2 separate regions of the Homo sapiens genome follow, and region 2 is linked to region 1. The links are chromatin contacts, found by Hi-C or POLR2A ChIA-PET in ENCODE. All regions are on one chromosome and are shown on one strand. Each heading gives the region's core, a stretch centred on a gene start or an enhancer-like site at or near the end of the contact. The rest is flanking DNA. Distances are from core to core; before and after follow the strand shown.

The links. A loop is a pair of places that touch in the nucleus more often than their neighbours do. ChIA-PET counts read pairs that join two places held with the same protein, here RNA polymerase II (POLR2A). Pooled maps may share reads with other maps.
Region 2: a loop to region 1 is called in a pooled map, with 2.5 times the contacts of the local background. The contact joins two enhancer-like sites. A Hi-C loop is called at or near these places in 4 of 168 maps with a recorded cell type or tissue (PC-3, adrenal gland, heart left ventricle and 1 more) and 6 of 50 pooled maps. POLR2A ChIA-PET finds 5 or more read pairs at or near these places in 1 of 52 experiments (SK-N-SH).

What each region holds. Positions count from the first base shown.
Region 1 is chr18:48,024,162-48,031,820 of GRCh38, forward strand. ZBTB7C (zinc finger and BTB domain containing 7C) reads right to left here. Exons shown (of 5, transcript NM_001318841.2): 5 at 2,511-5,750. The coding sequence ends at 5,099. Among named protein-coding and RNA genes, the nearest start is that of SMAD2, 97 kb to the left of the region's middle. Within about 2 kb of position 3,315, at least 11 of the 41 ENCODE cell types and tissues checked have a DNase peak (open chromatin) inside an H3K27ac peak, as active enhancers do.
Region 2 is chr18:48,130,913-48,138,571 of GRCh38, forward strand. All of the region lies in intron 3 of ZBTB7C (zinc finger and BTB domain containing 7C), which reads right to left. Among named protein-coding and RNA genes, the nearest start is that of ZBTB7C-AS1, 28 kb to the right of the region's middle. Within about 2 kb of position 2,944, at least 8 of the 41 ENCODE cell types and tissues checked have a DNase peak (open chromatin) inside an H3K27ac peak, as active enhancers do.

The DNA of each region.
Region 1 (7,659 bases), core at 2,065-4,564:
TCCTCATTCTGGAATTTGTCCCAGGATGTCCCAGGTCCTTGGAGGTCCCTTGGCATGAGTGTTGCCTGGCACTTCCCTTCCATAGGGCCCCCCACACCCGCTGGCTCATGCTTCTAGCTGGGGCACTGACCCTGCTGCCCTTATGAAGTCCCAACTTCACCCATTCTCAGAGGGGAAGGGCCACGTACAGGGCACCCGGCTGTGCCCTGTTCCGGAAGTGCCCTTTACATGCTGGTTGCCTGTTCTGCAGTAAGCTCAGAGTTCCCTCAGGGAGGAAAAGCTGTCCAGGCCCCAGGAAAGGAGGAGTGGGGTCTGTAAAGGGCTCTGTTCTTCAGGAAGGGGCAGACTCTGGGTCAGATAAAGGCCTGAGATGAGGGTCTTATTTCCCATTGGGTCTTTACTGTTCTCTTGTCACATGTTTGGGGGCTCTAAATAAGAACCACGGCTTTTCTATGGAGTCCCCTTCTCTGGCCCCAACTTGCTGCAGGTGACTGGTTTAGGGAGAATGGGGTCAGCAGCCCTGGGCCACCACGCTGAGTTTTGTGAACCTGCCCAGTGCTTCTTTTTCACTCGTCACCCAACTCCTTCTGGCATGATTCTTCTTCCATGGTCATATGGTGGATATGTATTCACCTTTTCACAAATTAGATGGAAGGAACCCTAGAGACTCTCTTCTCCAGTATTCTTTTTTTTTGTTGATACAGGGTATATCGCTCTGTCACCCCAACTAGAGTACAGTGGTGTGATCACAGGTCACTGGAACCTCAAACTCCTGGCCTCAAGCAATCCAATCCTTCCTCCTCAACCTCCCAAAGTGCTGGGATTACAGGCCTGAGCCACTGCGCCAGGTCTCCAACATTCTTGAGAGGCAGTGTTGAACTCTTGTGCTGACTGAGAGCTCACTCCTTCACGAGGGACCTCGTTCCTCTTTAGGGCAACTCCAGATGTTAGGAAGTTCTCTTCCTTTTTTTGGGCACCCAGTTGCCTCCTGCAATCTCTCTCCTATTGGCTTGGGTTGGCCAAATTTTTGGTGAAAGTTTCCCCTCCCCAACACACCTGTTGAAGTCCCAAGGCCTGTTCATGTATTCCTTAAGACTTCTTCTCCAGGTAAGCTGCACAGGTTTCTTTGGCCTGTCTTCGGAGGCCTCATCCTCCTTCCTTCACTCCCTCTTCCCTCCACTGGAGGCTCCTTTGCTGTCAGGACCCCACCTCCCTTAGCACCTTGGGGTCCCAGGGTGCAGGTCACACATGGCCGGGCTCCATGGAATTCCCACCTGGCCAGGGCTAGAAGGAGATTTTACTCACAGGAGATCAGGAGCACCCAGGGGTCAAGGCCCACTGGGCCCAGTTCCCTTCCCCTTCTCCATCTTCACCTATGTCACTCAGTGGACACTGACCCCCAGAATGAGGACCACATGATCCTAGAATGGCCGAGCTGAGCAGAATCTTGACGAGCAGCTGGCCTTGCATTTCTTGCACTGGGCTATGCTTACCCCTGAGCCCTCAGCCATGGGCTGGGGCCTCCCAAAGCTGTAGGGTGGCCAAGGAACAGTTCGACTTCACTAGAAGATTCTGGGGAAAAGGCAAGTCACTTAACTGGCAAGTCGATCAAAACGATGTTTTTATATTAAGACAAATGTTATGTAATAGAATGCAGAAGCATGAATTTCAAAGCCAAAACAGGAGACTTCAGAGTTTTACACTACAGATAGGTTACTTTGGGCTATTTCTTTAGTGTTCTGCCCCCAATTTGCCAATCAGCTGGCCCCCTCTGCTGAGGGGTGTTTAGATGGAGAACTTCGAGAAGCTCTGATTACTCCATTTCCTTTATTACTAGAGGTGAGGGAAGGGAAGACCAGAGTGGAGGGGTGATTAGACTGAAGACACACAGCTTGGAGGAGTCTAAATTGGAAACCCGGATCTGTTCTTTTCTCTGTACCAAGAAACGCTGCATAGACGTTGCCTACTACAGCAAGAAAGGAATCAAAAATAGAAAAGAGGCTCTGGGTTGACCCTTGGTTTTCCAGAAATGCAATTCGAAGAACAGTGTTACCAAGAGTCTGGGCTGTGGGTTGTAAGTAGAGCTGACTCCATTCAATGACAGAAGTATATTCCTTTACCTTAGGTTCTTTTAGGATCTAATGTTCTTTGGGAAAGAGGCTCAGGTGAAGAAAGGAGGAGGCCGATGCCAGCACCGGGAAGTGAGAGGAAGGAGACCCAGATAGCAGCAGGGCCAGCCGGAGCCCATTCCGGATGCCAGGCTGGGGAACTGGCAGGACTTCCCTTGCTCACACATCCTGGGGTGTAGCTGCACACGTTTGTGAACACACGCACACACACGCACACCTCGCACTCAGGCCCACAGGTGCTGCAAAGCTTAAGATCCAACCATGCCTTACAAAGCTGGAATGTAAGAGACTACTGAGAATTGAGTTCTGCCCTCCCTACCATGCAACACCCCCAGATAACTGAAACGGCAATTGGAAGGGGGAATCAATCTCACCAGGTCATTAAGCAAGCATAGCTCACTTTTACTCAAAACACTGTCCTTTAAAGTATAAAATAAGGGTCAAAGGTTTTTTTTTTTTTCTTTGTTAAGGTGTCTTTGACATTATTTTAAGTTTATGACACCCAACAATTAAAAACCTTAAGACTGGCTTGTTGCTGTCCTGTGAACTTTCAGAAGTCACATCTCACAGAAGTGCAACTCTCAATATAATTTAATCAAGTCAATTAATACTGTTTAATAAATAGGCCAGAAAATTAGCTGAGAGTTTTTCTCGGCGGGATGTGGCGTGCGACCGAAGTTATGGAAGATTGTCCCTTGAATCACTAAGGCAAACTTTGTTGAGTGTCATTTTACGTAGAGCAATCACATAAAAAAAGAGTTATAAATAGAAAAAATTCCAAAGTTCTCCCACAGACAGACAGGGAAATTGAAACATCAAAAAAAAAAAAAAATTGAAGCAAAACAAAAACACAACCACCCCTCCCCCCACAACCCATTTGCTTCAAGTTCTTGATCATACAGTACTCAACATCTTTGGATATTTTACAATGTACAATTCCAAACTGCAGCCAAGAAAAAACAGAAAGAACTAACCAGTCATCTGAAAAATTGAGTTTATAAGAAGTCATCACCTTTACAAAATAAAAACAAAAGCCCCAACACCACTGGATTCCAATTTATTCATGTTTCCTTTTTTTTTTTTTTTCCTCTCTTTTAAAGTCTGGTTCAGCCCCAATCACTTGGCTGATGGGGGGGAACACGGGGGCACGTTGGCTGGTGGACATGGGCATGCTTCAGAGAAAAGTGTCTGAAACGAAGACAGGAATCTGAGAGGCGGCTGCCCAGGCAGATGACTTCTGAGAACAGAGGGTGTGTGTAGCAATCCTGCTGGCTGGAGTGGCATCCGGTGGTGTGAAGAATCAGGGGGTCTCTTCTGGAGAGTTGTGAGAGGGACAGAGTCTGTGCTCTTCTCTGGCCTTTTTGTTTGTTGTGTTTTTGCTCAGGAAAAAGCCAAGGCAACAGGAAGAGCTGAAGTCTCTTTGTGCCCATAGCACAGGGATTGGGGACTCCAGCCCTGGGCTCTCCCTGGGGACGAACCCTCCTCCTCTCTGGGCTGCTCAGAAACCAAAGCAAACTTGGCAAGAAAAGAGAGGGGAGGGAAGGAGAGAGAAGGTCAGGAAGGCACGGGGCCAGCAGAGCCTTCCTTTTCAGGACCTGCTGCAAATTCAAGAACCAGGAGAACATGTGACAACTCTAACTCACAGAGCCCTTCAAACCTCAGAGGCCTCCACCTCCCTGCACTGAGCCCTTTTGTCAAAAATGGGGAGCCAAATACTCCCACTTCATCCCCAGAGGGAGGAGGAAGGGGTTGAGGGGGTTCTCACACAGCAAAGGGGACCATCACTAGCAATGCCAAGGCCCTGAGGAACCCTCAACTCAAAAAACAAACAGATAAACCCTAGAAACCGGTGTTTTGTCTGTTGTCAGGAATCAGGATGAGGGGAGACTGTTGCCAGGTGTTAAGAGGTGGCCCCCATCTCTTCGATGTTGGCCCTGAGAGCCCCAAGACACTGCACAGCCTTGGAGGGGGCACTGGAGATGGGGGTAAACATTAAATAGCGCCCCCAGGAGTCCAGACATGAACAGCGGCCTGCAGGGAAGGTAGGGTAGCATTCTGAGTTCGCAGAGCTACCTGTGGGCTTTGCTGAAGCTCGGAAGCTCCCCTGATGACCTGATCTCTGTCTAGTCTGGCCATATTTCTCACCTATGCTAATATGCTAATATAGAGCTGGATGTGATAAAACTAAGTCCAGAAAGATAAACTGTTTCCCCATGGACTTGGGGAGTACAAAGCTTCTACCATCTCTGTGATTCTCTGGGGGGATAGGTGTGTATGTGTTTAGAGGTGGAGGGCGGAAACCTCAGTTACCAGCCCCTTCCATAGCCAGGTGACACTGAGCTACAGAGGGCTGACCTGTCAAGGTCACAGGACAGGTCAGGGAAGAAATGGCCCGGGCCTTCCAGAGCCTGGTTCCTGACTGGTTCCAGGAGGCCTCCCTGCCAACAGAGCATTTCTTTCTATGTGGCAGGTGGGTAGTTCTCAAAAAGACCCCGGGGCCACTGGAGACTGGAAAATGAGCCCTCAGAGGAGTGTTGGCAGAGACTTTGCCATAGGGGGTGGGGCTTAACCAAGGTGCATGCCCAGCCCCTACCTCCTCCTGCTGTGGCTGGCTGGGCACCAGGCCAACCACCCCCTGACCCCTCATGACTCACCCAGCTCCTAAGTGCCCCTGGGCACCCAGTTCTTTGTGGCATGGGCCGGTGCAAGTTTCTATATGAGAGCCAGAGAGACAGGGAGGGAGGCCCGGGCTCCTGGCCTTTTGGGAAAAGATGCCCGTCTCAGACCAGCAAAAGGAGGCAGCTGCTTTAGGAGCCCGGGAAAATGCCATCACTGATAGTATTATTATTATTTTCCCATTTTCCCTTTGTGTTTTTAAAATGAAAAGTTCAGATCCATGGGGTAGGGTAGAGTGGGCCTGGAGGGAGAAGGACTGGAGGGCTGGTGGGCTGGAGCCGACAGGGACCAGCCTAGTTGTTGGCTTCGGACATGGAGGCCACGTGGTTGAGGCCGGCGAGCCCAGGGAGGCCGGCCAGGCCGGCGGCCCAAGGGTCGGGCAGCGGGAAGTAGGGCCGCGCCGCCGCCACGTTCTCGGCCAGCGCGAAGGCCAGGAGGCCCCCCGCGTTCCTCTCAGCCTCCAGCTGCGCGCGCCCGAACAGCTTCATCTGTGTCTCCTCGAACTGCCGCTCCAGCTCTTGCAGGCTCAGGGCGCCCTTGGGCGCTGCCAGGAAGTGCTTGGCGGGGCTGGGGCCCGGGAGGCACACAGCTGCGCCGCCCAGGTGGCCGCCCACCTCGCCCAGCGCAGGGGGCATCACGAAGGCCGCCTTGTCGGGGGCCGGGCCGCCGGGCCCGAAGAGCAGGCTGGCGGCCCTCCACGCAGCAGGCTTGCGGCCGCGTCGGGGCCGTGCCATGCGGCAGCTCTGGCGCTTGATGTGGCGGTGCAGGTGGTCAGAGCGCGTGAAGCTCTTGTAGCAGAACTCGCACTGGTAGGGCCGCACGCCCGTGTGGATGCGCATGTGGTTCTTGAGGTCGTAGTTGTGCACGAACTTGGCGTTGCAGTGGATGCACAGGTAGGGCCGCTCCCCTGTGTGCTTCCGCATGTGGATTTTCAGCTTGTCCTGCCTGCAATGCAGAGACTGGGGGTCAGTCCCGCAGGGAACACCAGGAGCCATTCCTAACCTTTTGCTCCCCCTTTCTCCAGAACCAGCCGAGGCTCCCTACTGCCATGGAGTCAAACCCCAGAAATAGGTCTCATGCTAGATCTACCCTCAACTGCTGCCCCACCTTAGACAGGTATGGTTACTCACCTGGATTAAAGGGATGCGGAAAAAGCAGTGTCCTGAAAGCCCCACTCCCCCAAACTCCTTTTATACCCGAGCTCAGAGTCATGAAACTCCCACTCTATTAGGGGTTTATCTCACATACTGGGAAGATACTTCGCCAGAAGTCAGCATTTCTGACCTTAGTCCTCGGATAGTGCAGCGACTTCTGCTGATACTGGACTGCACTTTAATCTCATACCCACTCTCTCCAGGCAACCTTATGCTTTCCCTCCAGTTCATCTATATGCTTTGGCCCAAAGTCCCTGGTCCCATCCCAGCCCCCGGGCTATTGAGATCTGTCTGTGTTTGGCACTAATCTGGGAGGCTATAGAAGCTTGGGCACACCTTGTTCAAACCTCCTGCATGGTGGTTTCTTATCCTAAGCCTTGGGCTCTCCTCTTTGTCTGTAGACAATTTCAGGGTTTACAAAAGAGCCAGGTGCGAAAAGAATGCAGCCTAATCTAGGGCAAAACTTTGCAGGGTTTAAGTGGTATTATTCACAGGTAAGGTATGGTGTAGGGTGGGGGCGCCTGCACCTATTGGGGGTCTGGGAGCCTCTGCGCCAGCTGCAGACCCACCACCAACTTGCTGGTGACTTCAGGCAAGTTACTTAACCTCACTGCCCAGAGCTGAACCTGGTGCCAGACATCAATTCTCATTGTCCAGGGCTCATGGAAAGAACCTGGGTCTGTGTGAGCTAGATTCCACACACCTCCTGGTGGTCTTGACAGGAAAACTGATATCAGGGGGTTGTTTTCATAAACACTGAGCATTGGGTAAACCAGCTTAAGGTGGCTGAGGTATAGGCAGCTGGGCTGCAAGAATTCCTCTTGGGATAATTCGCAGCCTTCCCCAGTGGGGCCATAGGGGCCAGGAAGCTCTGTGTCTAGTCTCCTACTTCCTCCCTGCAGGTGTGGCTTGGGTGGAGCATCTGCCTATAATTTCAGGCTCTGCTTTGAGGTTAGAACAGATGTGGAGTCCAGGTGTCCTCCCTAAGATGGCCAGATTTAAACCCTGTTTAACGTAATCCTAGGACAGCAGGTGCAGGTCCTAGGCTCCTGGTGTCTCCTGGCCACTAGAGGTCTCACCAGCTCTCATTTTCAAAATGGTTCTCCAGGGGCAGAGCAGGAGAGAAAAGGACATTCCCATGAATACTGGCAGGCACTGTGAGAGGAGGATCAGAGAGGACAGATCCAGTCCTCCCACCTGTGCTCACAGGAAGGCTGGAGAGCCCCTGGGAGTGAGGAGAAGGGAAGTGGGGTCACCCTCTTCCCCTCCACATCCCACTGCTCCTGCCTTTTTTCAAACCCACCAGCCACCCCTAGGCTACATAGTACTCTGCTGTGATATCCCACCCCCTACCAGCATGCTGTGGTCTCTGTAACCCAGATTTCACCTAGATGATTGGATTTTTGAGGAGGAAGGGACTTCAGAGACCATTTAGGCCAGTGGGTCTCAAACTTAAGGATGCATTCGAACCATAATCAGGACTCAATAAAACAGTGCTGGGCCCTACTCCCAGAGAGTCTGATCAGTAGGTCTGGGATAGGGGAGAGGGACAAAGGATTTGCATTTCTAACCAGTTGCCACATGCTGGTGGTGGTGGTGGTCCGTGGACCCCACACTGAGAACCACCGGTCTAGGCAAAGCCTCCACTATGTAGGTGGGCAAACAGACCCAGCTGGGGAACTTGCCAAACTCACCCAGAG
Region 2 (7,659 bases), core at 1,694-4,193, 110 kb after region 1:
TACTTTTTTGAGATGGAGTCTTGCTCTGTCACCTAGACTGGAGTGCAGTGGTCCCATCTCAGCTCACTGCAACTCCCACCTCCTGGGTTCAAGCGATTCTCCTGCCTCCGCCTCCCTAGTAGCTGGGATTACAGGTGCGTGCCACCACGCCTAGCTAATTTTTCTATGTTTAGTAGAGATGGGGTTTCACCATATTGGTCAGGCAGGTCTCGAACTCCTGACCTTAAGTGATCCGCCCGCCTCCGCGTCCCAAAGTGCTGGGATTACAGGCGTGAGCCATGGCACCTGGCCTGAAATCTTTTAAAGGACTTTATAGGTGATTGCAACATGTAATCAGGTTTAGGAACTGCTGGACTAAGCACCATTTGATGGTGAAGAGTCCATTCATAGCAGAGCATAGTCCAGGCTGCTCTTGGGTCATACAAGCCAAATTCCATTACGATAACTTCCAAGAAGCACTGGAATTCACTTCTGGTCCTCAGGTTTGGCTACACTGAACATGATGCCACAGAATGGCTAATGACCAGGACTTAGGATGTTCTAATGAAAGGATAGTTGTTTTTTTTTTTGTGTGTAATGTTTGGTAGTCTTCAAACTAGGTGAGTTCCCCCATGCCAGTTGGCTCAAATTTGTCTTTGTTAAGAGTGTTAGTTATCCTATTCAGTCCCATAGGCATAAAACTGGGATAAAATGATTTCACTGTGGAGCTGAAATATCAGCATGAAATAGAGTACTCAGCCATACAAAGTGACTGTCTTATAGGGACATAGAGGGAAAGCTCAGTATAGAGCTCTGGGACATGCAAAGGAAACACCAGGGTGTGCAGGATGCTCAAGAGGTCTGAATGGCTCTCACTATACCTATAGAAAGCAAGCATGGCTGAGCTGATCCCAGAATATTTCCTGGCTACTGCTCCCTTGAGCATATAAACCCTTAAAGATAGGACGGCTACAATAAAAAGGCCATATTATCAACAAGTGTTGGTGGGGATATGGAGAAACTGGAACCATCACATACCTGCTGGTGGGAATGTCTAATGGTACAGCCACTGTAAAAAAACATTCTGGTAGTTTCCCAAAGGGTAACTATCAAGTTACCATATGACCCAGCAATTCCACTCCTAGGTATATACCCCAAAGAAATGAAAACCTAGGTCCACACAAAAACTTGCAAATGATTGTTCAAAACAGCATTATTTACAGAAGCCAAATATGGAAACAACCTATATATCCATCACGGGTAAATGGATTTACCCATTATGGGTAAATATAATTATGAATGGGTAAATAAAATATGGTGTATCTATACAAGGAATATTGTTCAGCAATAAAGAGAAATGAAGTACTGATGCATGCTACAAAGCTAACGACTCAAAAGTGTTAGGTTAGTTGAAAGACACTAGTCACAAAAGACCACATATTATCTGATTCTATTTATACGAAAGGTCCAGAATAGGCAGATCTATAGAGACAAAAGGTAGATTATTGGTAACCTAGGACGGCTTGGGGTGAAATGGGCAGTGACTGCTAATGGGTACAGTATTTCCTTTGGAGTAATCAAGATACTATAAAACTGATTATGATAATGGTTACACAGCCCTGCAAATATGCTAAAAACCATTGAATTTACACTTTAAATGGGTGGATTATATGCTATGTGAATTATATCTCAATAAATTTTATTGACTGTTTTATTAAGAAAAACAGAAACAAAACAAACATTAGAAAAGTTTCTGTTGTTTAAGTTCTGCTTAATAGAGGCAGCCTCTGCTAGATTTCCCTAGGGCTTATGGATGGCAAGTGTCAACAGGAGCTGAGACCACTGTCATCTCTCCAGTGACCTCTTCCAGTGGCTCCAGAAAGACCAACGGACCAACCTGTTGTCTCCAGAAACAATTTAACAGAATTGTCAGCCAGACTCCACAGCCAAGAAAGCAATAGCCCTGCAGGTATGTGTACAACGCATATGTGTAGGCAGCACAGATTTTCCTGAAGGCCAAGTCCAGTTATATGATATCATTTGGGAGGGCCACATGTACATTTGCATCTGGTTTGCATCTAATTTGGAAAAGCCGACATAGATCATGTGCCGTATTATTAGGTAATTTTTCAAGTTTGGAGTCTCAGAGTTGCTCCACTCAATTTGTTCAGTGGATGGACTCAGTTATTGACTGATGAATTACAGCTTGCTCCGGGGTTCCTGGCCTAGGAGGGGCAGCCTGTGGTCATGCAAGCTTTCCTGTTCTGTGTTCCATGCACACACAAGCCAAGCTACCATTGTGGGGCAGCTCTTATCCCATGGGGGGAACCTCCTTCTCACTAGCTGGCCTCTGGCATGGAGGAGGGAGGTGCATGGGTGCGGATGAAGTGGAAGGAGGCCCACTCTAGCTGATCCCCTTCCAAGCAAGGCCTAGATGGAGGGGGCCTTCCAAATGGAACAAAAGGGAAAATGACAGAAGAGAGCAAGCATTTCTATTTATCTAAACACAGGATCAAGATGTACAGTGGGAAAGTGAAATTATGCTGCAATTTTGAAAGTCATCCACTGAAGATAAACTCTCCCTTCAAAGGAATTACTCATTTCACTCCATCATGATACCTCAGGGTCTATCAGTATTCAAATTTATTAAGCAATAACATGCAGAATGTATGATATAAAGGGCCTGTGTCATCACACATTCCCCACGCTATTTTTTTTTTTTTTTGCTAAGTCATGAGAAGTGCAGCAAGTTAAAAATCAAACAAAAATTAACAAGCACACACACACAAGATGGAAAATAAATCCTCCGTGGAAGTTACTATGAAGCAGGAGGCTTTAGAAAGGAAAAACACAATCTCTGACTAATATGAAGGAGACTCCAAATTGCTCTTGGCAACAATCTCTCAACCCGATTCCCCTCCCTCTATTCATCTCCACAGTTCCCAGCCAAAGGAAAATAAACTGAACAGCTCTCTCCCTGGCCCAACCTGTAGGGCTGCCTGGCTGAGCAAGGGCTGAGCAAACAAACATCCCCATGCAATTATACACCTGTGTAATTGCTGTAAACACTGGGATAGCCAGCTGGGTGCTCACGGCCCTTATCAAGCTGATAATCTCAATATTGGGGGAAAATGCCTTTATTCTGGCAGCACGACATCAAGGTAGTATGCAATATGATCTTGTGACCTCAAACCCAGGATTTTTTTTTTTTTTTTTTTTTAAGAAAAGGAAGTAGAAAAAAACTATTCTTCTAGCAGAAGTCGGTAACAATTCTGGGGAAAGAAAGTCCCAGAGCATCACTCAGATGGGTAATAGTTTCAAGGCAAGATTTATCAGTTCACCTTCCTCACAAAAGTGATAGTTAATTTTAGAGGTAGTTATCTTAAACCTATTACACCATTCAGGATGGAAGGAGAGTTAACAGGCCAAACGCCCCAGATTATTTATGGCTGCTCTGTCTCAAACATCCATCCAACACCATTCTATTAGGACAGATATGTCTGGTCAGCTAAAACGAAGGAGGACAGGATTCTCAGGAAATGGCATTGTAAGTGGAGATGTAAGTGGATGAAGGGTCTTTCAGTTGAGTCCTAAAACCGCCCCGGAAGGCCAAAGTGAGCTGCTCTGTGAACCATGTACGGTCTAGAGACTTGGGTTCTAGTCTTGGCTTTGCTACCAACAAGTCCTGTGAGTGTAGACAAGCTTCCCTCCCCAAAGGTAAGGGCAGGCGCTTGAAGCTAAACTCGAGTCCTATGAAAATGCCATCCTGGCCACTGAGGAAGTGGGCAGATGCATCAGCAGGGTGACACCCTGGGACAGTTCTCAGCCCGGCCAGCACTGATCCAGAGAGAGATGCCAGTACTCTCAGAGACTGTTTGGGCCTCTTCTTGTCATCTCCAGCTGGCATGTGCCAAAAGTGCAGACTCTTCGAAACCCACAACTGTAAACCCTAAATGAATAATCTGAACAGCAGGGGCTCAAACAGCTTCCTGGGCACTTGGGGCAGAGGCTGACTGTGCTGTGTGCATTCCACTGCATCCCCTTGAACCAGGGACAAGTCCTGGTGACTGCAGCATGGAGACTCCAGTCATTCTAACTTCCCCGCTCTTTCCTCTCCTTCCTTCTCCCTCTCCTCCTCTTCATCCAGGCCTCCTGCTGCTGCTTCTCAACAGCAATGCTTCCCAGGCTCCTTCCCAGGCTCCATCTCACTTCATCCAACCCTTTGAGGGTTGCACTATTACTATTACTATTACTATTCCCATTGACAGAGGCCAGAGATCTCGTCTGATTTCAGTTACTGATGTATGCCCAGCACTTAGCATGGTACCTGGACACATACAGTAAACAATACAATAGCGTTGAATAAATGACTGATTGTTTAAAAAGAAAATGACATTAAAAAAAGTTAATATTAAGTGTAACACATACTATTTTCTGTTGTACTATAATTATACCAAGGCGATTCCTGTCTCTGCAGTTAAAGTGTAAGATTCTAAAAGACGTGGGGTACAATGAGTGGCTTTCAATCCTGCCTCTGCTACTACCTGGACAATGTATTTAACCCATTTGGGCCTCAGTTTCCCCATCTGCAAAGTGGGGCTAATGATTCATATCTGATGTGGCCTAATATGAGTCTTTTTTGGGAGAGTGGGTTCTTTTTCTATGCAGCCCAGGTTGTGCCTTAAGGGGGGAGGACCGGCACTGGGGCTACTTTTCTTTCCTGGAGTTTCACCCAGCGGGGGTTCCTGAGCCTTTCTAAGCCCAGAGAGGATTTAACTGGGTGAAAGAAGGGGAACGGAGGGAGTGGAGCTGAAACTTGAACCTGGCAGAGCCTTTACCACCTCCAAGCCAGCGCGCCCCTCCCCCTTCCAAAAAATCTTCTATCTCATCTGGAGAAACTGCTCGATTGTTTCAATCACTTCCTTTCTATTTTCAAAATTCCGCATTTAGAAGAACTGGAAGTGGTCTGCCACTAGCCGACCAATAAGTCGCTGGAGTGGGGCTTCCTTCTGCGCGAAGCTGGGTACCAGCTATTAAAAGAAAGAAGGCAGCCGCCCGCTGCCCACCCGCCTGCCGGCACAGACACAGCCAGGACAACGGAAGCCAGGAACAGAAAGGAGCGACCCTGGAGCCCTCACCACAGAGCACGGCGTGGGGGACCCGACGCTGGATGCTCCGCGCGGGGTGGGCGGCGGGCAGGGGGGCGTGGGTGCTGGGTTAGGGGGAAGCTCTCTCCATCGTCCTTCCCAGGCCAGCCCCGCGGCCGCTGCGCCCGCCTGCAGGAACTCAGGCGCTCCAGTGGGTGACGCCGGCCCGGGCGCCCGCGGGAGTGGGGACGCACGGGGTCAGTCCTTTTGCGCCACCCACACCGGGCCGTCTCCGGAGCTGAGAGACTATAGCTCGACTCGCCTGCTCGGGTGGGAGTGCTCCCCATCCACTCACCCCCAGGTTGGAGTCCAGGGAAGAGCCCCCCACCCACCCAGCTCAGCGCGCGATTTGAGCCCAGGGACCTGACAGGGCTCCCGCCGCGCGCCTAGCTGGACTTCTGCCAATCGCTCCTTTAATTTCTGCCCGTATCGCCGGCCCTCGACTTTTGCCAAGTTGCCATGGCTTTTGTCCCCCCTCCCTCCCGTCCCCAAGTTTTGCATCTGACTCTCAGGAGGACCAAGCATTCTTGGGGGAGACAATTTAAACTACCAAGGTACACCCGCAACTCCCTCTCGGAGTGCCCTTACGTTCCTTCGGCTGGCCCCTCGCCCCAAAGGAGCCCGCTGGCGTGGGCCGGCGGCAATGGGGCAGTGGCGAGAGTTGCTCTCTGCAGAGTTCCAGATCCTCTCTCCTATTTCGGAAGAGGTGCGTGGCCCCACGCCCCGCAGGAGCTCCGGCGAGGCTGGGGGAGTTGAACGCTTTGCGGACGCCGCCACCCGCGCCAGCCAGAGCCGCCCCGCGGCCACCCGGCCACAGGGTCCCCGCAGCGCGTAGCGAGAATGCCCGCAGCGCTCTCCCGGCCGCCCGGAAGGGCTTCCTCCCCCACCCCCTCCCCACGGCCCGGCCGCTGGGCTCCCCAGAGCCCCGATCCTAGCCCAGAGGCGGGCCGAGGCCGCCGCAGACCCACCTGGCCGCCCCGGGGACGCCGCGCTCGTGCCCGGGCCGTGTCCTGAGCGCCGCCAGGGTCCCGGGCTGGGAATCCACGCGGCCGCGCTGCTCGCGGGAGCCTGCCGCAGCCGGCGGGAGGTTGTCATTGATTCGTGCTGGGCGAGTTAAGCCATTCCAGGAGTGGTTTTGAGAGAGCACTCCCTCCCCACCCTCCAACCAGAAGTATTTGGCCGGGAGCCCCTTTGGTCCACCTGTACTGTTAAGCGCAGGACAGGACGATCTCACCACTCGCGCGTTACGCTTCACTTTATGACACCAAATTAAGATCTTTGGAAAAGGTAAAGCAGAAATAAAGGCAAGGGCGGTGGAGGAGCTTTTCTTTTCCCCTCTTTTCTTCCGGGTTCCTCCGTTTTGTTTTTTGTGGGTTTCCCCCCACTCTCCTTCTCTAGTACTTCACAAAATGACTTACCACTTATCTCAAAGCAAGGGAGGCTTTTTATTATTATTGTTTTATTCAATTCAGCGTGTCTGTCTTTTTAGAGGCAATTTATTTCCATTTGCCTGAAACCTAAGCCCAATAAAATTACTAGAATTATATGTTTTCTCCTTACAGGGTCGTGAGTGTAACTTAACCAAATCAAACACTAAACAGCAATCCTTTAAGTAACAAAAAAAAGAGGGAGTGCAGGAAGTAACCACAGCACTGCAGCTCCCTCCTCCGTTGGAGATCATGAGACCTTGTGGGTGGGACCCACAGACACCCCTTCCCCTCGAACAAACAGACATATCACGCAGGCTGACTCAGAAATGCCAACTGGAGATTCCGGCAGTCCACACTGGGGTGGGCCAGCCACCAATCACAGAGGTGTGGCCAAACACCCTCTCCCAGGCCTTTCCTTCAAACCTCACACAAACCTCTCCTTCGAGCCTTCTTGAAAACTGCCACCTGGGAGGCTCTGGCCAGCTGGGTGCTGTCAGGCCTCTTTTACCCTGGAACTGACTGGTCACCTGGAGGAAATAACCATTTAATGCCTTGATACCTCTGCTGACTGTTCTCAGAAATGGGGGAAGCGCCAGGGGAGTGAATCTTTCCTGTTGATCATCTTACCCCGGTGCCATGGAAAATAAGCACAAAACAAGAGTCCAACGAGGTGCTTGGCCTTCCATGGCCTCTGCCACTCTTCTCCGGCAGGCCATGAGCCTTAAAGGATCCTGAAACCAGAAGTAAATCTCAAAGGTGCATTGGCCATGAAGGTCCAGGGATGAGGCTGTGCTTTGCAGAGCCCCAGAAAGATGGTTCAGACAAAACTATCTCCTCCAACAGGTGCCCCTTGCCTGAAATTCCAATGTTAGAGATTCATTCCTTCTCGGGGTATGCCCTGCAGGGAGCCTGCCCCAGAGAGGCAGGGAAACTTGTGTCAGGAAGGCAGGAAAGGTCGGGTCTCTCTCTGTGGTTCCCTCTAAAACTGTAAATACCCACCGCTGCAGGCAGGGGAGCAGGCATTTCCACAATAGACTAGAATGCATCTGTCAAACCCTCCATGCTGTGGAAAGAGGGCTGTGGACTGCTGCGTGAGGGGAGAG